Linked DNA regions of Homo sapiens: all the other regions are linked to region 1. The links are chromatin contacts, found by Hi-C or POLR2A ChIA-PET in ENCODE. All regions are on one chromosome and are shown on one strand. The core of a region is the stretch at or near the end of the contact, and the rest is flanking DNA. Distances in the headings are between cores, read along the strand shown. Region 1 holds the start of BRD9 (bromodomain containing 9). Region 2 holds the start of CLPTM1L (CLPTM1 like). Region 3 holds the start of LINC01511 (long intergenic non-protein coding RNA 1511).

Region 1 (3,666 bases), core at 256-2,755:
CAGAGTCAAGGGAGTGAGAAAGGCAGGAGTAGGCGGGATCCGGACAGGTCTGCCCAATCCCCTCGCAGTTCTCAGGGGAGGGACAGAACTAAGGGAAACCCCCTCCGAGATCCTCCTCATGCCAGGCTCCCTCCTCACAGAGACCCTGGCAGGGTCTGCTGAGGAACAGCACACCCAGGATCCTGGAACTGAGTCTGCGGGCCTCAGCGGTTCGCGTTTTGCTACCAACGGAACACCCCCTCCCCTCCTCCAGCCACGCAGGCGCACTCTGCCTGGGTCCTGGGACCAGGCTCCCCACGGGCTCCTCGTGGGCAGCGTCCGGGCCACCGCCGCTGCTCCTTTACCTTTCGCTTCCTTCTTTCCTCATCGTCCAGATGCTTCTCCTTCTCGGACTTCTTCTTCTTCTTCTTTTTCTTTTCTTTGTGCCTCTCTCGCTCATGGTCTGACCTGTCATCATAGTAACTGGAGTCGTGGCCGGATCCTGAGAGTTCAGTCACTTCACTTCCTCCGACCTTCAGGACTAGCTTTAGAGGCTTCTCCAGGGGCTTGTCGGCATAATCTGCACAGACACAGACCGAGTTCTACCCGCGTGCTCAGGTGCAAACGCCACGCAGCCAGGTGAGACGTGAAGGTGCTAAGAGGGAAAGGCCTCCCTAAGGAGTACAGCGGGGCTGCCAACCAGCAGGGAAAGACGGAAGGGAAGACCACAGTGGCGGCATGTCACTGCCTCCTTGTTCTCCCTTCCCCTCCGCAGGGAGCTTCAGGTCCCTTTCGAGCCACGGTGTCCTCACCAGAGGCCCTGTGGGATGTTGTTCACATTACTCGTTCAAGAAGATGGATTAAGAGGGACCTGGAACCCCGGAGCCCGATCTCCCTCCTAGAAACCCCCAGCACTTCGGTTCACCCTCGCCTGACTTCCTGCAGGCGCCCGTGCTGCCCGCTGACACCCATGGAGCTGCTGCGGGAGCAAGGGAGAGGGAGGGAAAGGCGGGAGAAAGGGCAGCCCAGCTTCTCCCTGAGCTCCACACAAAAGCCAGCACAGATGCTTCCCTAGTCTCCAGGACCGGGGTGAGTGGGCTTGCAGCCTCGAACCCAGAACCCTCTACCAGGAACGTAAGCGCCTACCCAGGACCCCTCACGTGTGCCCGGTTCCCTGCCCGAAATCCCAGGACCCCCTCCCGCGTGCCCAGAACCCCTCCCTCGTGGCCAGGACCTCGCCCGGTGCCCAGGACCCCCGTCCGCGTGCCCGGAACTCCTCCCCCGTGCCCGGGACCCCGCCCGCCGCGCGTCACAAAGCGCCGCCGCCTCACCCTCGTAGGACGAGCGCCACTCGGCCTTGTGCTTCTTGTGCTTCTTGCCCATGGCGGCGCCGGCGGCGGGCCCGAGGCGGGGGCTGGGAACAGCTGGCACCCGGTCGGACCTTGGCCGCCACCGCCCCCTGGCCCTGGCTGGCCGCCCGCGCTCGCTGCGCCGAGGTTGCCGAGCTCGCTGGGCCGCGCCGGAAACGGGGCGAGGCGGGGCCGCGGCAGGAAGTGGCCCTGCCGGGCCCGAGCGCTTCCGGGTCAGGAGGTGGTGCGCCTCGCGCGGCAGATTCGAAGCTAGGGCGGGGCCCGCGGGCTGAGGCAGCGGCTGTGGCGGCGACGCTGGGCGTGAGGTGGCGGCGGCCGCGCCCTGGTTGGGTCCCCACTGCTCTCGGGGGCGCCATGGACGAGGCCGTGGGCGACCTGAAGCAGGCGCTTCCCTGTGTGGCCGAGTCGCCAACGGTCCACGTGGAGGTGCATCAGCGCGGCAGCAGGTGAGCCGGACCTGTCCGACACATCCTCTGGGCACCCACCCGCCCCGACCCCAGCGCGTGCACCGAGCCCCGACCCCAGCGCACTGATTCTGATGCGACCGAACCCCAGGGTACTGATCCGGCCCGACTGGACCCGGGCGCACAGGCCGCCGGGCCCCGACCGGATCCTAGCGCAATGACGCGACCCCACCGCAGGGCACTGACCCGGCCGACCCGAGCCCTGCGCGCAGGACCCCAGCTCACAGATTGAGCCCCGACCCGACCTCAGCTCACGGACCTGGCCCTGACCCTGCCCCTGCCCCGGCTGTCCTCCAGTGCATTGATGTGGCCCTGAGTCCCACGTTGGAGAATAGGATGGCTGCGCATTACAGAGAGCTCTAGTCTCAGCCGAAAGCTGGGTGGTTATTCTTTGAGCCACTGCTTCTCAGACCCTTTAATTGTTCCCGTTCCTCACGGACTCGATGTTAAATTTTTAGGGTTCAAAGCACATCCCACTCATTTGTGACCAAGTCAGTTCATGGTATGGTGGGGCCTGTGGGCTGTGCTGCTCCCTGGAGTGGGGGGAACTCAGCGGCGGGGCCAGACCTTCACAGACCCTCCTTATGTCCACGGAGGGTGGATTGAGGTCAGGTGAGACCACCAGCCTCAGAGGGGATGCAGAGGAAGAGACCTTTCCTTTAACAGAATAGCTGTTGACTGGGTATTTTCTAGGTGCTGGAGTTCAGACACGTCAGCATAATTGCACCAGGGCCCAGAGACACCTGCACAAAGCCCCATCACAGCCTGGCGACACCTGTGTAAACACCTTAGCGCTCAGAGACACCTGTACACAGTGCCACCGCAGCCTAGAGACACCCCATGTACAACCACACCTGGGCCCAGAGACGCTAGGCATAATCACACCAGAGCACAGCTGCACCTAGAGGACAGACACCTACGTACAACTGCACCAGAGTTCATAGACACCTGCACACAACCGCACTATGCATGGTGGTCGCTGCTTGTAGGGTGCTGGGACGATTGCAAAGGGGCCACATGTCACCTGCCTGGCTCTGAGGAGCCTGTCCAGGAGGGCTCAGAGGGAGGCAGACATTGAATAGGACTTAGAGGGTGACTGCAGTTGATCAGGCCAGTAAGCTGGGACAGTGCATAGCAGGGCACAGAGGTGTGATCCGGGACCAGGTCACTGTTGTAGAAAGGGGAGGTGTTAGGAGGACTGCAGCAAGGGGGACCAAGGGAAGCCCTGGATACCAAGCTGAAAGCATTAGATTTTCTCAGCACGAATCACGGCTATTGGAGACTTGTTACAATGCAGACCCCAGGCCTGACCCCACAGCTGTGGAACTTCATTAGTAATAGTGAAAGCCAACATTATTGCGTGCTTACTATGTGCCAGGTATCGTCCTAAACACTTTGAGTGTATTAATGACTTCACAGTAGCCCAGCATAGCGAGAACTCTTACTGTTGTCCCCTTTTTCTAACTGGGAGCTGAGGCACAGCTTCTTCAGGGCACAGCTGGTAGAGGACCCACAGGCAAGGGGTGGCTCTAGATTTGGTCCCAGGCAGGCCAACTCCAACTTACCCTGTTAACTACTGGGCTTTCTTATGTATTGTCTGAGTTTTTCAAAACACTTCATTTTAACATTTTGTTTTTGAACTAAGATCATTTATGTGTGTTTTGGCTTCTTTTTTTAGCACTGCAAAGAAAGAAGACATAAACCTGAGTGTTAGAAAGCTACTCAACAGACATAATATTGTGTTTGGTGATTACACATGGACTGAGTTTGATGAACCTTTTTTGACCAGAAATGTGCAGTCTGTGTCTATTATTGACACAGAATTAAAGGTTAAAGACTCACAGGTAAGTTAC
Region 2 (3,497 bases), core at 452-2,951, 450 kb after region 1:
CTTCCTCCAGGCTGACACTGTGCCAGGTCAAATGGAAAACCTCACTAGCTGTCCTTGGTAACTGGTACACGGCCCGGCACGGAAGAGGCAGTATTCATGTCTGGGAAATTAAACCCAGTGCAGATGAATCCTGAGCATTTTTGAAAGGTGTGGGCAGCTACAACCGAGCGGGCAGCTTGGTCACCAGCACTTCTGGCCTCCCCTTCATGGAGGCAGAGAGAGGGCAGGAACTGGCTTGAGGTCACAGGCCTAAAGAGGCCAGGCAGAAACCGGCTTGCCAGCGCCTCCAGCTACCCCCAGGGACTGGCTGCCTAGAGGGCGTGGAGTCCAGCATGAGTCTCAAACTTTCATTATTCTCTCCTCAGATACCTCCCAGGCAATGAAGGGAAATGGTTGACTTGTGAGAAGCAAATCATATTTAAAAGTATACTTATTCAATTAAAAAAAATTAGGCCATGTCAGATGTAATTTTTAAGATACTCTACATATTTGGACATTGATCTATTCTAACGTCACATGTCACTTATTTATGATTTTCTACAAAATTGCTTCCTCTATCCTCATCTCTTTTCCCTCACAAGTAACTTAAGCGAACTACTTCCACCAGGAAAAGACAAGTTGGTCCCCGGTAGTGAAACTGCAGAGTTGTCTGCTCTCCACTGGTTCACCAAGCGTGGCCCCTGCTCCTTCGGAGCCTCCCCGTCCAGGACATCCCACTGCCATCACACTCTGCTGAGAACTACTTCTTAAACGACATTCATCACCTGTCACCTTCCAGGCTGAATGTTTACAGGCCACGCATAGGCCTCCAGTTAGGATATTCTACCACTTCAAGACATTCGGTAAGACTAGTTCTCTAAAATAAACATGTTATGTACAGAAAGCTAACTTTTAAACAATCTGAACATGAGTAATGTTTTCCCTTTCACTGGCATTTTGTCCTACGCCCATACCTTTCAAATTTGGACTCCACATCAAAGTCTTCCACATTCAAGACCAGGTCGATGTTGTTCTCAGCACCCAGGTGGGACCTCGTCGTGGTGTACACGCTCAGCTGGAAAGGAGGGGGCGTCGAGAGTCAGCTCGGCCAGGCCCTGGCAGGACGCACTCAAATCCCACGGCCAGCTGGAGGGCGGAAGACCTGGCCGCTGGGGAACCAGGAAAGGTTCCATCTCGACTCGCGCGGCCACAGCTCCGAACTGGGACGGGAAGGCGACGTCTGGGGCCTGGAGGAGAGGCCCCCACCCCAACCCGCCCGGCCCCCGGCCCCGCGGACGCTCACCTGCAGCTTGGGCCGCCGCGCCAGGTAGGGCTGGATGCAGTTGGCGTCGCCGGAGCACGGGCGGGTGTAGACGATGCCGTACATGACCCAGCAGGTGTGCACCACGTAGACCACGAACACGCCCACCACCAAGCTGGTGAAGGAGCTGCGGCCGCTCCACATGGCGGCCCCGCGCCCGGCGCCCCCGGCCCGCCCGCCTCTCAGCCGCGAGCCCCGCCCGCCCGGCGCCCAGCCCGCCGCTCCGGGCTCCGCCGCTCACTGGAGAGCCGCCGCGCGCCACCGCCACCGCCGCGGGGGAACGAATGCGCCGCGCGCCGCAGACCGCCGGCCGCCCCGCATGCTCCGGCCCCGCTCCCACCTGGCGCCGCGGGATTCGCCGGCCCCGCGCGCCGCTTCCGGGCCCCGCCGCCTGCCGGAAGTGGACGCGCCGCGCGGCTCCCTGGGAAACGGAGTCTCGGCCGCTGCCGCGCACGCGCATCCAGGATGCGGCGCGTGTGTGACGTTACCCGCCCGCGCCGCCCTCCTGGGGTGCCTCTCAGGGACCCAGGCGCTCAGCTGCTGGGGCCGCGGAGGGCGTTCGCGGGGCGCCGGGGAAGGCTAGGGCCGCGGGGTCCCCGGGGCGCCGTCCCCAACCGCCGACGCCTGCCAGACCACCAAGTGGGGGCCATGTCGACGTGTGAGGAGCCTGGTGGAAGGTGATACTGGAATTCCGGCACTGGGCCTGCAACCCTTTTAGTCCACAGTTGTCAGAATCTAAAGGGAAGAAAAACGAAGTGCTCAGAACCCTCACAGAAGCCGGGCACCTCATCCCGTGTGTGGGTTTTTTCCCCAGTACAAACCCATTGTGGGGACAGGCGCTTTTGAAGAAAAAATTCAGATTCCCGGGCTGAAGTGGCTCCTCACAGCCTTGAACCTGACCCCCAGCTTCCCGCTAAAGCCGAGCGTGCCCAGCACGGCGAGGTCAGCAGAGGCCCCTCGGAGGGCGGCCGGGGGAGGTCAGTGGGAGGCCCTCGGGCAGCCGGTGGATGGGCCGGCGACCTCCCCGACTCCATCAGAAGCGCTCAGTCTGTGCCCTTCAGTTACTGGAGCAGCTCCCGTCCTTTGGCCAGTTCTCTGGAAGGTCGTTTCCGTTTCTGTGTCTGCCACACGTGCAGCACAATCGAAAAACCTTGTTCGACATTTCTAGAAAGAGTAGATGCTACTGAAGACCCAATAGATTGCTGAGGGTTTTCAGAGCAGGGACAATTGCATCAGGGTGCTGGGCTCCGGGAAGAACTCAGAGGACTTGGCTGACGGGCGGATGGGACAGTGATTGGTGCCGAGAATGGGCCAGAGAAGCAGGTCTGCCTGGAGCAGGCACCCGAGGCCGCGTGCAGGGGCGGTCCTGGGCCACCAACCCCTGGAAGCTGGGCCAGGAGCTTCGGAGCCATCCGAGGCTTTTTTCGCTCCTCTCACTCTCATGCACCTAGTTACCCTCCCCACAGAGTCTTCTCACGGCGCGGTTTTCGGCTACCATTGCAGTGGTGTCTGACTACACCCAGTGCCTCTATCGTTCCCCCCTCAGTCTGTTCTCGCTTCTTGGCAAACCTGTCCTTGGAAAGCCCTCTGCTGACTCCTGTTACCCTGATCAAATGCATCCTCCTCAGGAGGCTCGTGAGCCCTTTGCAGGGTGGCCCAAGAGGCATCACGCCCTGCTCTCCAGCCACTCTTGGGGTCCCCTACAGGGCCAGGCGTCCCACACCAGCAGCGGGTGCTGGTCCTGCCACAGTCTGTGCGACACGTGAATGAAGGCTGTAGACCTGTGGTCTGCGGGAGGCAAATTCCAACTCCAGCTGTCAAACATAAGGGGACTGGTAGGCTCTCCAGGGTGGATTGTCTCACGGCATCCAGAGGCAGGGACCGAGGCAGGGACCTAGCCAGGCCTCGGGAAGGAGCTGCAAACCCAGGAGCTCTGGGGTGTGGCTTCATCTCCCTCCCTCCCTACCACCCTACCCCCATCTCTCCGTGTTCTTCAGATGCCTCATTTTCCTGTCAGGCACCTGGCCAGCTCTAGGAGCTGGAATCAGGTTGGTGCCTCCTTGGTCAGTGTCCACCCCTAGTGTCATCCACAGTGACCAACGGAAGGGGTGGCCGGTGGTACAGGACATTGGCCATCTTGGGAAAGATCACAGAGACAGGAAGGGCCTCTCCAGCTGAGCAGATGAGAGGTTCTTCA
Region 3 (4,080 bases), core at 371-2,870, 490 kb after region 1:
AGTTTTGAGCAAGGGCCCTGCAATCTCATTTCGCACCAGGTCCCGCAAATTATGTATCCGGCTCTAATTACCCACAATATGCTTGCTTGCTCAAGTCTGGAGCACACACAAAGTAATCTCATAATTGCTAACCCAGGTTGCTGTGCAAAACAGCTTCACAAACTAGGGCACAGTGTCTGCACGCCATTCTTTTTGTCTTACAGCCCATGATACTGTCTTCCAAAGCATGCGGTAGGTTTTCTTTTCCCCACTCCCTTCGATGAGGTTCACCTGTTACTGCTTATATTCCATTTCGGCTTCAAGCCCCCATCCCGGTTGATTTTAATCACTTATTTACTTTGGGGGGTGTGTGGTATATTTCTGTGGTCCTGGAAGGAACACAAAAGCTGCAGCCTCCATAATAAGGTAAGCCCACCAGCGCCTGTACCTTTGAGGACCATGAAGGGAAGGGTCTGTCTCCCTGTTCCCTCCACTAACTCCCCCCATCTCTCTGGCCCCCACTTCTCCGCAAAGTGGAAACTCCCTGGGGAGGCAGAAGACCAGGGTGGCAGGACTGCAGGCAGAGAGGGATTCCTGCCGCCCCATGGCTGGGTACCGCTGGTAGGCCACGCACACACTGGGTAAGTGTGCACTAGGCACTGACGTTAAGGGCCAGGCGTTGGTCCCTCCGTCTCACCTGCGCCAACTCAGCACAGGGAGAGAGCTGAGGCTCTGACAAGGATACAGGGCAGAGAGCAGGAAACAGCAGGGCTCAGGCTAGGGGTGGGAGCCCAGCTGCTCAGGAGTTGAAGTGCAGGCCCCCTGTGGGCACCTGGCGGACAGGAAAGGAAGGAGACTAAGGAGTGTGTTGTACTTTATCTGTACCTGGCTACGTGAGATCAGACTGTCACCCAGCATTAACTAAACCTTACAGTGGAGACAGTGGGTTGTATCACTCCCGAGAAGAAACCACAGAACGCTGTAGGAGTAATGCCTGCACCGGCTTCCCCCGCACCACACGGAGCGGCTGCCTACAGCTTTGTTAGGGGCTGAATGCAACCCCGATGCAGGCACCAGCCCTCCAGAGCAGCCTCCATGGAGGAATGCGGTTCCCCACTCTGCCCACATACCTCTCCTGCAGCAGCGCTGAACACCGTCTCCGGACGTCTGGAGCTATCACCATGGGCAACACTTTCGTGGTCTTTATTTTTAGCTTCTCCTTTAGAAACTCACTTTTTGGGGTGGTTTTGTGTCCAGAAGTTGGTGGGTTCTTAGTCTCGTCTTCAAGAATGAAGCCGCAGACCCTCGCGGTACATGTTACGGTTACCTAAAAACGGTGTGTCTGGAGTTTGTTCCTTCTGGTGCGTTCGTGGTCTACACTGATTTCAGGAGTGAAACTGCAAACCTCCGCGGTGAGTGTCACAGCTCCTAAAAATGCAGCACGTCCAGAGTTCTTTGCCCCTCCCAGTGGATTTACAGTCTCGCTGGCTTCGGGAGTGAAGCTGTAGACCTTTACCGTGAGCGTTGCAGCTCACAAACGCAGCACAGACACAAACACTGAGCAGCAGTAAGATTTACTACGAAAACCAAACAAGGAAAGCTCCCAGAGGACAAAAGCAGACCCTAACAGGTTGCCACCGCTGGCTCCCGCAGCCTGCTTTTATTCCCTTATCTGACCCCACCCACATCCTGCTGACTGGTCCATTTTACGGAGAACTGATTGGTCCATTTTACAGAGAGCTGATTGGTCCATTTTACAGAGAGCTGATTGGTCCATTTGGACAGGGTGCTCATTGGTGCATTTACAAACCTTTAGCTGGCTACAGAGTGCTGATTGGTGTGTTTACAATCCTTTAGGTAGACAGAAAAGTTCTCCAAGTCACCACCGGAGCCAGAAGCCCAGCCGGCCTCACCTCTCAGTAGCACTCCCTTTAGAACTTTGCAGCATCTACCCTGGGCACTCCGGCAGCCCAGAGGGAGCTCATCCCCAGATCAAGCCCAGCAGGCGTCGGCGGGCCAGCCAAGCCTGCACCCACCCGGAACCCGCGCCGCCCGCGAGCGCTGCGCTCAGCCCCCGCTCCCGCCCGCGCCTCTCCGCCAGCAGAGGGAGCTGGCTCCAGCCTCGGCCAGCCCCAGAGAGGGGCCCCACAGCGCAGCGGCAGGCCGAAGGGCTCCTCAAGCACGGCCAGAGCCGACACGGAGGCCCAGGAAGCGCCGAGAGCCAGCGAGGGCTGCTGGCACGTTGTCACCTTTCAGTTTCACAATATCCCAAGATGCATTAGTAGTTTCTGTAGCCTGAGTGTTAGTGGCCCCCAAAATTGATAGGTTGGAACCTAATACCCAATGTGATGGTGTTAACAGGTGGGACCTTTGGGAGGTGAGTAGATCACGAGGGCTGTGCTCTCACGAATGGCATGAGTGGCCCGGGTAGAAGAGGCTCCAGGGAGCTCCCTCGCTCTGTCCACCCTGAGCCTTGTCAAGAGGCGCCGTCTTGGAAGCAGAGGGCTGCCTCATGGGACGCCACATCCGCCAGCACCCTGGTCTTGGACTTGCAGCCTCCAGGACTGTGAGCAATAAATGTCTGTTGTTGACAAGTGGCTCAGGCTTAGGCGTGTTGTCACAGCAGCCCGAATGGACTCCAGCAGCAGAGCAGCCAGGGCTGCACGTGGTGCGTGAACACACCCGCCGCCCTCCTCCTCCTGGGGCATATGACGGCTGCGCAGCTCTGTGTATCCAGTTTCTGGGCTGTTCCATGCCCCTATTCCCCTGATTGCTATGTTCTCCAGCTGAAAGAGCACACTGATTTTGCCTTCAGCCCACTCTCATTTTCCCCCAGATTTCACTAAGTGATTTTGCTAAGTGATGGCTGTGCTTCCCCTGTGCGCTTCTCTCTGGCTGGTTTCTACTCCGGATCCACTAGTGGGGCCAGAAAGAGCAGTAGGAAGGAACCTGAGGTTCCTGTCCACCATCAGGCATGTGCACACCTACACCCACACACCCCTGCACTGTGCACACCCACACACACTTGCACACCCACCTGTGCACACGTACATCCATACACACATGCTCACCCCTACATGGACACCCACACACGTGCACGTGCCCATACACATGCACACCCATGCACACACCTGTCTGTGCACACCCCACACCCATGCATGCCGGCACACACCCATGCACATCCACACACAGGCACATACCCACACACACGTGCACACCTCACACCCATGCATACCTGCACACGCTTGCACACTCACCTGTGCACACACATCATACCTGCATGCACACCCCCACACGCACACCCACACACCTGTGCACACACCCATACACATGCATGCCCACACCCACATGTGCACACACCGTACATACCTGCACACACCCACGTATGCACATGGTCAACACTCACCCACTCAGGCACTCTTACATGCACACACGCACACAGACATGGCCACTTTCATGGACACACACCCACACACGCCCACATATACACGCATGCCCACCTAAACCACTCACTTGACCAAATAGCTTTTCAGGAGAGCGCCTGGTCCTGAAGCTTTCTAGGCATTTCGGTAGCCAAACCCTCTTGATCGTGTGGTTCCAGAAAAAGCCAGTGCGGCACCCACTTACCCGTACTGCAGCCACCGTGGTCCCGGGAAGAGGGCTTGCTTCCGCAGAGCTAATGAGGGAAGCGGTCTCTGAGAGTAGAAGGGAGGCCTCGGAGGGAGGTGGTCTCCAAGAGTAGCCGGGAGGCCTGGGAGGATGGTGGTCTCCGAGAGTAGCAGGGAGGCCTGGGAGGGTGGTGGTCTCCGACAGTAGCAGGGAGGCCTGGGAGGGTGGTGGTCTCCGACAGTAGCAGGGAGGCCTGGGAGGGTGGTGGTCTCCGACAGTAGCAGGGAGGCCTCAGAGGGAGGTGGCAGAGCAGGCTCTGCTCTCAGGAAGTGCCCCGTGGGTGGCGACGGGCCGAGAGGTGCTCTGGGGGACGAGTTATGGCTCTGAGCTGCCCGTGCAAGGCAGGGAGGCTGCGTTTTCATGCGTTCACACCTCAGTCCCTGGGTAAGGACCTCCCAGGATGTACCTCCAGCACCCCGGTCATGCAGAGGC

The links. Hi-C counts contacts between places; a loop is a spot of excess contacts on that map. ChIA-PET counts read pairs that join two places held with the same protein, here RNA polymerase II (POLR2A). Pooled maps may share reads with other maps.
Region 2: a map of CD4-positive, alpha-beta T cell shows a loop between it and region 1 (6-fold over the local background). The contact joins the promoter of CLPTM1L here to the promoter of BRD9 in region 1. A Hi-C loop is called at or near these places in 5 of 168 maps with a recorded cell type or tissue (CD14-positive monocyte, CD4-positive, alpha-beta T cell, aorta and 2 more), 3 of 37 single-sample maps with no recorded cell type and 19 of 50 pooled maps. POLR2A ChIA-PET finds 5 or more read pairs at or near these places in 1 of 52 experiments (CD8-positive, alpha-beta T cell).
Region 3: a map of CD4-positive, alpha-beta T cell shows a loop between it and region 1 (2.6-fold over the local background). The contact joins the promoter of LINC01511 here to the promoter of BRD9 in region 1. A Hi-C loop is called at or near these places in 1 of 168 maps with a recorded cell type or tissue (CD4-positive, alpha-beta T cell) and 7 of 50 pooled maps. POLR2A ChIA-PET finds 5 or more read pairs at or near these places in 1 of 52 experiments (CD4-positive, alpha-beta memory T cell).

What each region holds. Positions count from the first base shown.
Region 1 is chr5:891,296-894,961 of GRCh38, forward strand. It overlaps BRD9 (bromodomain containing 9), which reads right to left and starts at 1,506. Exons shown (of 16, transcript NM_023924.5): 1 at 1,311-1,506; 2 at 345-559. The coding sequence starts at 1,362. It overlaps TRIP13 (thyroid hormone receptor interactor 13), which reads left to right and starts at 1,589. Exons shown (of 13, transcript NM_004237.4): 1 at 1,589-1,795; 2 at 3,492-3,657. The coding sequence starts at 1,704. RefSeq lists silencers at 847-1,065, 1,256-1,875 and an enhancer at 875-1,507.
Region 2 is chr5:1,343,398-1,346,894 of GRCh38, forward strand. It overlaps CLPTM1L (CLPTM1 like), which reads right to left and starts at 1,702. Exons shown (of 17, transcript NM_030782.5): 1 at 1,283-1,702; 2 at 954-1,054. The coding sequence starts at 1,444.
Region 3 is chr5:1,378,453-1,382,532 of GRCh38, forward strand. LINC01511 (long intergenic non-protein coding RNA 1511) reads right to left here and starts at 1,621. Exons shown (of 2, transcript NR_125810.1): 1 at 1,110-1,621.